Regions from separate parts of the Homo sapiens genome. Here all the other regions are linked to region 1. A link is a contact called in ENCODE Hi-C or POLR2A ChIA-PET data. All regions are on one chromosome and are shown on one strand. Each heading gives the region's core, a stretch centred on a gene start or an enhancer-like site at or near the end of the contact. The rest is flanking DNA. Distances are from core to core; before and after follow the strand shown.

Region 1 (4,674 bases), core at 1,362-3,861:
GCCTACCTCAGCCTCCCAAAGTGCTGGGATTACAGACATGAGCCACCGTAGCCAGCCTGGGGTTGTTCCTTTGTAGCACAGAGATTTCTCCACCTTGGAGCAGTGCCCCAGGGTAAGTCTGGCCAGCAGTGAGATGTGATTTTCTTCTGTGAGGTGGGAGAATGGACCTAATGAGGGAACAGGAGGGAGAGGAGGACCATAAGGAGGAGTCATCACACATATTTACTTTTGGAAAGTATACTTATCATAGTTGAGGATCTGTAATTGATTCTTTAAAATCCTTTGGAAAGCCCTCAAATAGTATACCAATTCGAAAACTGCTGTTATAAAGATTTCTGCCAAGTATCATCATTTGTTAACTTGACAATAGAGCTTTTTTTTTTTCTCAGAAGACCTATTAATATCTGTAAGAGCCAACATTCTTGGAATACTCCCTGGGAAATGCTACTTTAAAGGTTTGATTAATAAATCTTAATTGGCTCCCCAATTAGATAATAAAATCTACACCTGTGAGCCAGAGGTTGTTGAAGTTGTAGGAGAACATATATAATGATGATGATGACCATATTGATAGCTATTATTGATTATGTTAGTTTCAAATAGCAGAGACCTAACAAACACAGGTGAATACCAGCAATGAGGTACTTGTCTCACACAACAATAAACTCCTGGCCAGGTGGCCCTGGAGTAAAACAGAAGCTCAACAATGTCATCAAGCACCCTAGCTCTTTCTCTCCTGCCACTTCATCAGCCTTAGCCTGTGAACCTTGTGCTTGTTGCCTCATGACATCAAGATGGCTGTTCTACCTCCAGCCTCGCAGTTAAGTTCCAGGCAAGAAGAGAGAGGGGGGCAGACAGAGAGAGGAGCAAGGACTTGCTGCTCAGAAGCTTTGCCTTTTTATTTGGAAAAGTCAAGGACAGGTATTTATGTCTCATTGGTCATAGCTGGGTTTTGTGGCCAACCCCAGCTGCAGGGAAGCTGGGAGTTTGGGTATTTCCTCTTTGACCCTTGCTAGTAGAGAAAAGCAAAGAAGACGGTGTTTGAGAATAGATGTTGAATGAACCAGTTTACAGGATCTGTCACATCCTTCTATTCTGAGCTAGACATTTTACACATATTATGTTTATTATAACAATCCTATGTGATAGGCTTATTATCCCCATTTTTCAGACAAGGAAATGAAAATTCACTGAGGTAAAGTAACCTCACAAGGTACCATAACTGATTTGTGTGAAAAAACTGGGATTGGAACAGTTCTTCTGATACTAAAGTCTGTGCTTTCCATCTCTGACCACCGCATGGGCCATTTTGCTCTACATCCTGATACATTCCATGTCCTTCATAGTGCCAGACCTAGAAAGTTCTGTTGGAGTGCAGAGACTCCCAAAGCCTGTGCCAAGTGCAGAGGAGTGGGGTGGGAATGAGAGAATAGGAAAGGCTTCCTTTGCCCCTCTTCCCCTCTCCCACGTACCTTAATCTTGACAAAAGCGGGTCACGGGAGGGAAGGGCAGGGAAGGAAGCAGCAGCTCTCCACTGGGAACAGGCCACCGGGGCTCCTTTTCTGACTCTGACTCTGGATTTTTAAGTCACCTGGACTCTGCAGGCCTCAGTCTGTCCACCTTGCTCTTCAGAGTGCATTTCCGTGATTTAAGACAGTGGAGAGACTGCAGAATTGTGGTCTAGTGAGAAGTGAGTGTGATCACTCCTGAGGCAGCGTCCCCATGCTCTGGAAGCTGTACCTGAGAATCCACCTGGCACAAGACACCTTTCCTGCCCCTCCCCTCCCCTCAAGCCCACCATGGGCTCAGAGATAATTTCATTTCAGGGGCTCTGGGCTGTTGTGACCTAACAAGTCATGACTGATGAAGCAAGGGAGCTCCAGAAACTCCACGTGAGGGCACAGACCTCCAAAACTTTCCGGAATTCAACTGCTTCTCACCAGTGTTAGTCTGGTCCAAGCCAGCATTGTCTTCCACTTAGATGACTGTAATGGCCTTCTATTGGTTCTCCCTGCAGCCACTTTGCCCTACAGCCTATTTGCCACAGAGCATCCAGGGTGATCACATGAATGCCTCAGACAGGCCGTGATGTCCTCTGCCTCAATCCAACAGCAGCATCCCTTTTCTTTCAAAGTAAAAGCCAAAGTTTTGACAAAGGGCTTCTAAGGCCATACACAATCTGCATGCTGTTCCTCACCTTCCCTGCCCCTCCCCCCGTACCTTTCCAACCTCACTTTCTACCTCTTTCACTCTCTAAGACATCTTCCTGCCTCAGGGCCTTTGCACAGATTATTCTTTCTGTTGAGATCATTCTTCTCTCAGAGATTCAACTGGCTCTCTCATCTCCTTGAAGGCTTTTCTCAAAATGCCACCTTCTCATTGAGGCCACAGCAACTATCCTGATTTAAAAATTCCACCCTCCACTTCTTCCCCCAACACAGCCAATCCTCCTTACCCTCCTCTGCTTTTTCCATGGCACTCATCCCTTTCTAATATGGTATGTAACTGATTTATTTATTTAGCCTATAGACTGCTTCCTGCCATGTGGCAGAAACAATAACACTCACCAAATATTCCATGTGCTTCCTCACATTTGCTAGTTTTTTTGTTGTAGGCGAGGCCATGTGATTAGTCCTGAGAGAAAGCATTGTGAGTCATTTCCAAGCTGCAGTACCTACAAGCCCATGGGAAGTTCTTCGGTTTCTCTTTCCTCTGCCATCACAACTAAGGAACCTCAGATGAAACCTCTTGGGCCCCTGAGTCACTGCATGGAAGACAATTGCCTTGTAGAATCACAATGGATTTTGTGTAAAAGAGAAATAAATAAAGCATTGTTTTGTTAAGCCACTGATACTCTGCACTTATTAATACAGCATAACTTAGACTTCCCTGACAAATATACCCCATTAGAATATAGGGTCCATGAGACCAGGATTGTTGTCTGTTTTGTTCTCTGATATATTTTGAGCACATGGATCAGTGCCTGGCACATAATAATCCCTCAGTAGATTTGTTGAATAAATGAATAGACTTCTGGACACAGGCCAGCATCCCTGACCCAGTCCAGTTTCTAGCTTCCTCTGGTTTGTAACAAATTCCCAGGACCTATGCTTGAAAGCTCCTTATAAGTAGGGAATAAATCGCAGTCATCTTGTATTGTCCCCAGTTTCATAAGGCCTTGTACATTGTTACTATTCAGTAAATATGGACTGTCTGACTGAATGACTGATAGAAATAACTGAGTACTAGCCCAACTCTCTCCTGCGGTCCTCAGGTTGAAAGCTCTCAGCAGGAGAAGGAGGATGGCCAGTTCTAGTTCACGTACTACTACAGTTTCAGCACAGAATATTGCTTCACCAAGAAAACTAAGGCTGTTTTGCCTGATCCCCTTCAGTGCCTCACTCTCTGACCTAAAATCTGCCCTCTCTCTGTCCCTGTGCTCATGCCTTCACTGCCCTCATCCTGTTCAAGGGCAGTCCTTGTGACTAAGCAGGGTGCACTATTCTTTTCAGATTTCTACCTCCCATTCATACCTCAGGCCAATATTTTCTGACCTCTAACACCACAGTTGTACTGAGCTTCCTCTCGGTGATGGCACCCAAGACCTCCTGATTGCCAAACGCAGTGGGATTTTTTTTATGGTGTGATGCACTGGAGACCTTCAGCTAATCTCCTTGTCACCTGCTACTACTTTGGCTCCCATGGCACCATCCTTTCCAGGTTCTGCTTACATCTCCTTGGCCATTCCTGTGCCTCCGTGGGCTTTTTTTCCTCTGCTCAGTCCTTCAGGGTCCTCCAGGATTCCTCCTCAGCTCACTGCTCTGGGCACTTGACACACTTTCCTCATGGTTTCAACAACCTCCTGGATACTGATGATTGCCAAATCTTTGTCTCCAGCCCCAGTCTCTCTCCAGAACTTTAGATGATTTACATATGTGCCACCTGGACAGACCCACCTGGAGGTCCCATGACTTGGGTGTCTCTTATGCACCCTCTCATATCCTCTTGGCCTCATTTCTGAGTCCATTAGTGGCTCTGGCAAGCGGTTCTACCCTGGCTATGACTCAATTTACACAGACAGTAACTTTTTTCAACAATTGGCTTAGACCACGCTTCGTGCCTTGGGGCTTCTCTGATGCCCCTGGATGCCTAGTCATTCTGGTTGCCTGTGGAAATGCCTAACACTTGGGCGTGTGCAACCCAGATTGGGGGTGGGGGTTGGGATAACACTTCATGTGGAATCAGGATTACTGAAGTACAAGAATCAGTGGATAACCGCTTCTCCCTCTTATCTCTCTCAGGTGGACAGTCCTGAAATGCAGCGTAAATGCTTCTTGGAGGCCCCAGGGGTCCAGCATCACTGTCCTGTGGCAGTGACCAATATGATACACATCCATTACTGGCTTTCCATTTTTCCATTTTCCTTTATCCCACCCTCCCTGATCCCTCTCTCCTGTTCTTGGGATCACTTCCCAGATAAATGACCCATGCAAAAACCTTTGTCCCAGGCCTTCCTTTGAGGGAATCAAGGATAAAATATCCTTTAGGCCCCTCTATCTCAATATGTCTAAAGCAGGACTCTTCATCTTGCCCTCAATCCAACTCTTCTTCTTCTACTCTTACCCCAATCAGTCATCAAAGCTAAAAACTGGAGACTCACCTTTTCCCTCTTTT
Region 2 (4,674 bases), core at 1,212-3,711, 110 kb after region 1:
TCCAACAAATAGCCCAGGCAGGCTGTGTACTGAGAGATCAGCCCAGAAGATGAGCCTGCAGAATCGTAAGGCCCCTCATACAGCACCCATTCTCCTTGGAGGATAGTCTCAGGTGAAATGGGGCAGTGGCAAGTTCAGTGAGTGTGCAATGCTTGAAGATAGTTTTGCCTTCTGGAAATCTAGGGCCAACGGTTTGCACAGGCAGCTGCCTTGCTCAAATGCAGGAAACTTGAGTTCCTTTCTCACCAGAATGTTCTTTTTGCAGATTCTGCCGGGGCCACCCACAGTGTGTGGCTAACCCTGATAGCTGTCCTGTGTCCCAGCGGGAGTGTGTGTTATTCCTGACTCAAGGGCAGGGCAGAGACCTACTGCCTAGACCTGAGCCCAGGTCTGGGCTGCTATCTAGTACAAGCAGATGGTGAGAGGCAGAGAGAGCACAGGGCAGCTAGAGAGAGTGCTAGAGGAAAGGAGGGTGAGGGCATGCTTCTTCTTTGATAGGTTTTCTGAAGACTGGGGAAACAGCATTTTGGCTGTGATCTGACCCCACAGTGGTAAATGTTTTGACTCCTTCTGCTACATTTAGAACACTGACTACTTCTGTATGTGCACAACGGTGTTCCAGGTCCTTTAGACGCACTAATTTACCCCTCACAGTCACCCTATGCAAGAGTGCTATATTTTCCCCACTACACAGATGGGGGAAGTGAAGCACAGGAAGCTAAATAACTTACCTAGGGAGTAGCAGATATGGGACTTGAACCTACGTACTCTCTGGCTCCAAAGCCCTTGTATCTAGCCATCACATTATGTTGCCTTCTTTATGATTTGTAGAGATGGGGCCTTGCTCTGTCACCCAGGCTGGAGTACAGTTGCAGGATCGTAGCTTACTGCAGCCTTGAACTCCTGAGCTCCAGCAATCCTCCAGCTTCAGCCTCCTGAGTAGCTAGGACTACAGGCACACTACAGGGTCTGGCTCTAGTTGCTTTCTTAGACTAGTATGGTGTTTCTTAAAATGTATTACAATTTTTATTTATTTATTCTTTTTATTTTCTTTTTTGAGACAGCGTCTCACTCTGTCACCCAGGTTGTAGTGCAATGGCGTGATCTCGGCTCACTGTAACCTCTGCCTCCTGACTTCAAGCAATTCTCCTGCTTCAGCCTCCAGAGTAGCTGGGATTACAGGCATGCATCACCACGCCTGGCTAATTTTGTATTTTTTTTAGTAGAGATGGGGTTCCATCTTGTTGGTCAGGCTGGTCTCAAACTCCTGACCTCAGGTGATCCACCCTCCTTGGCCTTCCAAAATGTTGGGATTACAGGCATGAGCCACCGCGCCTGGCCTCAGATGTATTACAATTTAATAGGTATATATTGAAATGGGTTCCATGCCATGTATTTTGGAAAGCCCTAGTTCACACAATGATAAGCAGACTTCTTTCACGCAAGACTTCTCAGGGTCTTTCCTGCACTAAGATACATTTATGATCTGGCAAGAGGCTTGTGGCTTGCAGCATTTCCCCAAATTATTTGCACATAAAAATATTTTCCGAGGAACATCTCATGAGATCATTGTTCTGCTGATCACACTTTGAGTGAATGCTGGCAAAGGGAGTTATTAGGAACAGGGCTTAAGTTCTGGTTCTTGCCATTTAACTGTGTGACTTTTGGAGTTGCTTAATTGGAGCCTGCGTCCTCATCTGCAAAAATGGGAGTGGCAACAGTCTCTACATCTCATGGAACTATCTGAGGATGAAATGCATATGTAAAGTGCTTAAAATTGTGCCTGCCTCCAAACATTCAATAAATGTGACCTCTTATAATGATTATAAAGAATACCAAATAATTTAAGAAAGGAACTATGAGAATTCAATTAAAAGGGGCAGAGAATCACTGTAAATACTATAATTTCTGAGTGATCTTCACTAACAACAGTGAAGCTCCTGTGAGAAAAACATAAAAAAATTCTTCCATGAAAGAAAATCCTAAACCATCACAGAGTACAATATTATTCTAAAGAAGGAAAAAACAAGGGAAAATATTTTTTTAAAAATAGTTCAGACAGAAAGTATCTTTGGCAAAGAGGATCTTCTGATAACATAACAGATGCAAATGAAAGACAGGGCTGATTTCCTGGGCGCTAAACCAAGTGGAGGAGTTCTCACAAGGGAAAGAGCCAGGTGCTGACCCCCTCTGCACTGGGGAAAGGAGGAAGATACAAACACACTTTCTTGCGGGGGGTAGATTCTCATCACTGAACTGAAAATGGCTTGGCATCAACAGGATGTCTTCCTGTTCCCATCTTATGAAGTGACTCATACATCTGCCATTTCACTTGCAGGAACTGTGGGAGAAGAACTAGGAGTCTGTTCATTAGGAACCCTGGCTCCACAAAGGCACTCCCTCCCAGCCTGACACAACGCCCACCTCTTCTTCCGGTTGTGCCTGCCAAGCGTGAGAGTGTACAACAACCAAAGCAAAACAAAAATCCCAACCCCCGAACCAAGCAGCAGGCAGGGAGAATGTTGCAGTAGAAGGCTACTGCTTCCTGATGCTAACGTGGACGCCAAAGGCACAGCCCACAGTTCCAGAACCCACACCACAGCACCTGAAACAATTTGCTCTCAGTGGGCCAGGGCAGCTCTAAACACTAGACTGCTTCCTGTTGTGCAGCTATGTAAATGAACCCTGTGCTGGGGCCACGGCCCAGCTGCACTGTGTGGCAGGGATGCGTGAGTAATGGAGTCACCAGGGCAGCCTCTCAGTGGAACATACTTGTGCAGCCTGCAGGCTCAGCCTCACGATGCCAACCCCAGGAGCAGTGACCCCCTCACAGGGCACACCTCTGCCAGGAAAACCATCCATGTGGTGGGGACAGACAGTTCCTTGGTAAGAACCGTCTGGATCCAGGAACCTCAGCAGATAGGGACTGAGTTGGGGGATGATTAAAACCTAGGGGAGTGGGCTCCAGACTGAACTCGGAGTGGTTTCCTTGGGTCATTTCTAATCTGCTTCAGTTTCCTCACGTAAGATGAGAGGGACCCACCTCTTAGGACCTCATTTGTGCAAGCACCAAATGTGTGTGCCTGCTAATGTCCACAGCAACACTGGAAAAGAAGTATCTCATTTTGCAGATGTGTAAACTGAGGGTTGGAGGAGTGAGTGAGCATGGCCAACATCATATAGGTACTAAAGTTGTGCAGCCTGAATATAAACCAAGAATTGTGGATATTCAGATGTGTCCACTCCTGAAATTCCACGTAGGCTGCTAAGCTTCCTTAAAATGATGTTTGCAACTAAAACCAAGTCTTAATTTTCTATATAAGTAGTACTCATTAGGTAAATTATCTACTGCAAATTAAAAATCATACTTTCATCAACCCTTCTTGGGCTACTTAGTCTTTTGCATTGCCAAATGGCCTGTGCTTAGGGGATTATAAATGGATTTTGAAACTAGCTAAAGCAAAGTCTAATTATAATTCTCATAATTAATCATTATAAAAATAAATCATTAATATAATTCCATGGCCAAATATAAATGATTTCTGTTCTAAGGCAATACCTCATTTATTGGCCTGAAGAAAGTTGGTTCTGAAAGATAAACAGTCACATGGATGGTAAGAAGAGCTCTGGGCCCAGGGTCAAGAAACCGAGGGTCTATCTAGGTTCAGCTGTTAGTTGGTTAACTGTGTAATTTATGCAAGTTACTCAATCCCCTTCCCTTTCCCTTTCTGCATCAGTAAAACAAAGAGCTTGGACTAGATCAGTGTTTCCTCCTCTTTTCAATATGAAGACTTTCTTTTTTTTTTTTAAATGTATAAGCACTAGCTTTTCCCTGCTCCAAAGATAGCTGTCTTTTTGGAGCCTACTGGTTATGAAAATACATAATAACAAGAAATTAACAAAAATGTTCTCTTTATTAATTGCAACAACATCTTCATATACTTTAACAAGAGTGGTGCCATTACATTTAAGACATTGTTACTCAGTTTATTGTCAATATGTGGCCCCTGTAAACAAGGGCTCACCCTTTGCAATAAACTGTCCACTCCCCTTACCATTCCTTGCCTGCACACTTTGAACCTTTGCATTAAATGGCCTCTAAGATTCTTTTCAGTGTCAAGCTTTATTATAAAAGCTTTTCTTTTCCTTTTTTTTTCTGTCACCCAGGCTGGAGTTCAGTGGCACGATCATGTCTCACTTCAGCCTCAACCTCCCAGGCTCAGATGATCCTCCCACCTCAGCCTCCTGGGTAGCTGGGACAGGTGTGCGCCACCATGTCAGGCTATTTTTTGTTTGTTTTTTGGTAGATATGGGGTTTCGTCATGTTGCCCAGGCTGGTCTTGAACTCCTGGGCCCACCTCAGCCTCTCAAAGTGCTGTGATTACAGGTATGCACCACTGTGCCCAGCCCTATTAGCAAATTATTTCTAAGAAACTACATACCAGATTTCAATTTTTTTTGTTTTGAACAATAAAGCAAATTATCAGTTAGTGATTTCGTTTTGTACTAAATCACAATCACTGTGCAACAATAGCCACAGATTAATTTATTGATTAGATATACATAACTGAATGCTTGTCCTAGGTATATAGAGGTGAATAAATAGACTCAGTCACTGTCCTCACTGAGCTTTGGTCTATATCAAGTCTTTAACAACGATCCTGAGCCCTCCCC
Region 3 (4,674 bases), core at 969-3,468, 89 kb before region 1:
AGGAGAGGGAGAAGAGCAAACAGTCTTTCTGCCTAATCTGCCCCTTTTTTTCTTTCCTCCCTTCTTTCTTTCTATCCTCCCTCCTTCATTCCCTCTCTGTTTCTACTCCATTGGGAAAAGAAGAGGTGAGGAAGAGGACCCTATTAGAGAAGTAAACAGATCATCACAATTCAGCAGCCAAGTTTTATGCAAATTTAAATTATGCCACAGATTTGAAGCAATGTGCCAAAATATATTAATCAAGTCTCATTTATATGCAAATATTGAAGAAAAGAGAAGCTTCTCACACTGTAAATTAGTCGAGTTTCTCCAGTTCAATACAGGAAGGCTGAGTGACTTGCAGGTGGTGTTCACACTTTTGCCACATGGGGACGCCACCACCGTTGGTAGCCGGACATACTGGCACTCCGTCAGGGTGGAATATGTGAGCATTGCATAACACAAAGTTTCACTCACCCTCATCACTCAGCTTGAAAGGACCATTAACACAGTTTTCTCTCCCATTAAACTAAATTCCTCAAAGGCAAGCTTAGACTTATTCTTTTAAACCCCATCTCCTAGACCAGTGTCTGACATATAGTAACTTACCATTAAGATTTTTTTCTATTAAAAGTATTCTTTTTTTCTTTTCTTTTCTTTTCTTTTTTTTAAGACAGAGTCTTACTGTGTTGCCCAGGCTGGAGTGCAGTGGCGTGATCTCGGCTCCCTGCAACTTCCGCTTCCTGGGCTCAAGCGACTCTTGTGCCTCAGCCTTCCAAAGTGCTGGGATTAGAGGTGTGAGCCACTGTGCCCAGCCTTAAAAAGTATTCTTAACACAAAAAATTTCAAATATATCCCAAAGTACAGACTATAATATAATGAATTCCCTTGTACTCATTATCCAGCTTCAACACCTACCAACTCATGGTCAATCATCTGTCCTCTATATACCCTATTTCTTAGAATCAAATACACAAATGTAAATATTTTGGTGTAAGACACTGTAAAAAAGAAAAGAAAAGGAATGTAATTGCTAGGCCTCTCTCACTGACTTTAAAATACCTGGGTGGGTGGCGGTGGGCAGAGTGGAGAGAAGGAGCATTTTTCTAGAGGTCGCAGCGTTTTGTGGAACAATTTCCTGTAATGGGAAAAATTGAGACGGGTAAGAGGAAGGAATAATGATTATTACATGCCAAGTGTTGTGCATTATTATTTAATTTCACCTTTCTGGGAGATAGAGGTATGACGTACCCATTTTAAAGATGAGGCTCAGAGATGTTGAGTGCTGTATCTTCAGCAAAGCTGGGATTGGAACCCAGCTGTGTGTGGCTTCAAGGTCTGTATTCTCCACCCTCTGATAGGACGAACTTGCAATGCATATCAAACCAAATCCACCCATGGTTTGAGGCTCTCCCTCCCGCCCATGTACCTAAATCCAGCTTCATTCATAGGGCCTTGGGGGACAAGCCCCTGAGGGTTACTCCAGCCCTTTGGAGAAGGGAGGGTTTCCATGCCCAGAGTGTCAAAGGGGAATTCAGTTTCTTATTCAACAGAGCTCATTTCCTCTTGTTGCTTGTCCTAAGAAAATGACTGCCTGGAGTCCCAGAGAATTTGTAAGTAAATTTGTAGGCCAAGAGTGGTGGCTCCCACCTGTAATCTCAACACTTTGGGAGGCTGAGGTAGGAGGATTGCTTTTATCAAGGAGTTTGAGACCAGCCTGAAAAACACAGCAAGACCTGTCTCTACAAAAAAAAAAAAAAAAAAGAAAAAAAAATTAGCTGGGCGTGGTGACACACATCTGTAGTCCCAGCTGCTCGGGAGGCTGAGGCATCAGAATTGCTTGAGCCTGGGAGTTTGAGGCTGCAGTGAGCCATGATCATGCCACTGCACTCATCCTGGGTGACAGAGTGAGACCGTGTCTCTAAATAAATAAATAAATAAATAAATAAATAAATAAATAAATAAATAAAAAGTTGTAAGGGATTAAGCAATAAAACACACATACACTGGTTAGGATAAACCGTTTGTGGGAAAAATCTAAGAGATTGTGTTTAAGTGTGTTCTTGAATAGATTAGACTGGGTTTGATTGAGACTCTAAGGAAATAAACCAAGCCTCAATTACTTTTAGGGGAAGGAGACCCCATTGTAAGAGAAGGAAGCTGACCAGCCATGGCAGCTTGGAAAATGACAAGTCTCAGGGGCAAATGCTGGCAAGGCCTGTCCATTCAGTGTCCAGGCAAGAAGAAAGCTTGGCAAGCAGACCTGAGCAAAGAGGTTTGCCAGGCAAAGCAAACCCTCTAGTGGGTAAGAGCGCTTTGAGCAATTCAGCCGAAAGATAGGTCTTCTATTCAACCTTTGCCACAATTCCTTGCTCGCTCTTCTGGATAATTTGGCTTCTTGGGTATTCGTTTTTCAACAGGGAAAGAACAAAGTGCTCTGGCTTGTGTGAACTTCCAGTACTCTCGAAAGCTGATTTTCTCATTATAAATGAATAAATTGGCGTTCTGGTTATAACTTGGCTTCTCCAGTAATTTGCCTCCAGGGAGAGAATGGACTGATCTCCGTACTAGAGTGTTCTGTCTGCTTGCCAGCTTAACTTCGCTTTGTAAGCGAATAAATGGGCCTCCTGTAGTTATATATCGGCCTCTCAGGGGTGCCTGGTTAATGCCTGGTTTCCTGGGGAAGAAGGACCAGGTGAGAAGTGCCAACAAACAGGTCTCCTGGCCTGCAGGAGAGCAGGCTCCTCAAGTGGAGAAATCATCAAGGCAATGAATGCGGTCTCCTGGGGTCTCTTGGGAGAGAGCTGGTGTCTGAACCACAGTGACACGTGGCCTTAACACGAGGAACTGAACCTTCATGCCCCAAAGGAAGCAAGTTTGGATCCTTTAACCCCTAAGCAGGTTATTCCAGCTCAGTGAGAAGAATCCCTACTTTATTCCCATTGGCATGAGACGAAGAGGTTCTTGGAAGCAAAACTTTGCCATGTCGCTCCTTCCTTTAAAATCCCTTGACAGCCTCTTATTACTTGGAGTATAAAGTCCAAACTCCTTGGCAAGACTTGCCTTTGTGACAGGAAAAATAAAAAAATTATTACTACATGATTTCATCAAATCAAATCCCCTTATAGCTGTAAGGTGTTTTATTATGTGAAGTGCTAATTAATACTGTTGATGAAACTATGATATCCCATTGATCATAAAACACATCCAATTTCAAATAGACTAAAATATGAAAAATATTCAAATCTGAAAGTCACTAAAATATGGTATTTAAAATGAAAGCTGAGAGTTATAATTTTTCCCTTTTAGGGGAGAGATACAATTCACTTTAAAGAAAAATAATTCTGGCTAGGTGTGGTGGCTCACACATGTAATCCCAGCACTTTGGGAGGCTGAGGTGGGCAGATCACTTGAGGTCAGGAGTTTGAGACCAGCCGGGCCAACATGGCAAAACCCCATCACTACTAAAATTACAAAAATTAGCCTGGCGTGGTGGTGGGCACCTGTAATCCCAGCTACTCGAGAGGCTGAGGCAGGCGAATAGCTTGAACCTGGGAGATGGAGGTTTCAGTGAGCCGAGATTGCACCACTGCACTCAAGTCTGGGTGACAGAGCGAGACTCCATCTCAAAAAAAAAAAAAAAAAAAGAATTCTGTTATTTAGGAAAACACGGTGATGGATTTTACATTTTTGAGGAGGTATGGCCTATATGCTTAGGCTTGGATAAGTGAGAACAAGTGAGAGAGACAGAGAGAAAGAGAGAGAGAGCGAGAGAGAGAGGAATTGCTCTATACGGTAAGGAACTAGAGCTTTCCTTGCTGCCAGAACAGTGGGGATGGGGAGATGTGAGGAAGGTCTAGCTTCAGAGTAGTATTCTCTAGAATTACTTGGGAGTTTTCACATGCATGCCCAGCTGGCCCCACTTTCATAGATTCAGACTAAAATGATTTGAGATGAGTACTGGGAATTGTTTTTTTTGGCAGCATCTCGCTCTTGTTGCCCAGGCTGGAGTGCAATAGCATGATATTGGCTCACCACAACCTCCACCTCCCGGGTTCAAGAGATTCTCCTGCCTCAGCCTCCTGACTAGCTAGGATTACAGGCATGTGCCACCATGCCCAGCTAATCTTGTATTTTTAGTAGAGACGGGTTTTCTCCATGTTGGTCAGGCTGGTCTCGAACTCCCGACGCAGGTGATCCACTCGCCTCGGCCTCCCAAAGTGCTGGGATTACAGGCGTGAGCCACTGCGCCTGACCTGGGAATTGGTCTTTTTAAAAGCTTCTAGGAGATTGTAACTGGTGAGACGGAGGAGGTGGAGGGAGGTCACAGGTGCTTAAGAAGATAAAGCTGGCTGGTAAGAACCTTCCTATGGTGGAGGTGGCCTATGCAAGTTGGGGCCGCCACGGTCAGTGTTTAACTGTAAGTGGTTTTCTGTCTGTGCTGTGGCCTTCTTTGGCTCTCTCAAGCCTGCAGTGTGAGCTGGCCATCCCAGCACTCGGACGTTACTGGTGTTTTGGGGAATGGAGGAAGTGAGTTGCTGCCCAGAAAGGAAGATGCAGAGGACAGACTTCAGGGGCCGACTGCAGCAGCAGAGCTGAGAGCAGCGAGGGACAGAGGATCAGGGCCACAGAGCTCAGAGCCGGGAGAGCACCACCTCGCCTTAACCCCAGAACCACACCAAATCTTCAGGGATA

What was found. Hi-C counts contacts between places; a loop is a spot of excess contacts on that map. ChIA-PET counts read pairs that join two places held with the same protein, here RNA polymerase II (POLR2A). Pooled maps may share reads with other maps.
Region 2: a loop to region 1 is called in a map of endothelial cell of umbilical vein, with 6 times the contacts of the local background. The contact joins two enhancer-like sites. A Hi-C loop is called at or near these places in 1 of 168 maps with a recorded cell type or tissue (endothelial cell of umbilical vein) and 3 of 50 pooled maps. POLR2A ChIA-PET finds 5 or more read pairs at or near these places in 3 of 52 experiments (B cell, activated CD4-positive, alpha-beta T cell and activated T-cell).
Region 3: a loop to region 1 is called in a map of ascending aorta, with 2.1 times the contacts of the local background. The contact joins two enhancer-like sites. A Hi-C loop is called at or near these places in 1 of 168 maps with a recorded cell type or tissue (ascending aorta) and 4 of 50 pooled maps. POLR2A ChIA-PET finds 5 or more read pairs at or near these places in 5 of 52 experiments (BJ, HCT116, PC-9 and 2 more).

What each region holds. Positions count from the first base shown.
Region 1 is chr1:67,624,025-67,628,698 of GRCh38, forward strand. LOC124904197 (a long non-coding RNA gene) reads left to right here. Exons shown (of 2, transcript XR_007066160.1): 2 at 2,615-2,847. Among named protein-coding and RNA genes, the nearest start is that of GADD45A, 59 kb to the right of the region's middle. Within about 2 kb of position 2,612, at least 3 of the 41 ENCODE cell types and tissues checked have a DNase peak (open chromatin) inside an H3K27ac peak, as active enhancers do.
Region 2 is chr1:67,733,815-67,738,488 of GRCh38, forward strand. All of the region lies in intron 2 of GNG12 (G protein subunit gamma 12), which reads right to left. Among named protein-coding and RNA genes, the nearest start is that of GADD45A, 51 kb to the left of the region's middle. RefSeq lists a silencer at 236-355 and an enhancer at 2,332-2,411. Within about 2 kb of position 2,462, at least 36 of the 41 ENCODE cell types and tissues checked have a DNase peak (open chromatin) inside an H3K27ac peak, as active enhancers do.
Region 3 is chr1:67,535,214-67,539,887 of GRCh38, forward strand. No RefSeq gene overlaps it. Among named protein-coding and RNA genes, the nearest start is that of LINC01702, 15 kb to the left of the region's middle. RefSeq lists an enhancer at 273-567 and a silencer at 4,122-4,304. Within about 2 kb of position 2,219, at least 7 of the 41 ENCODE cell types and tissues checked have a DNase peak (open chromatin) inside an H3K27ac peak, as active enhancers do.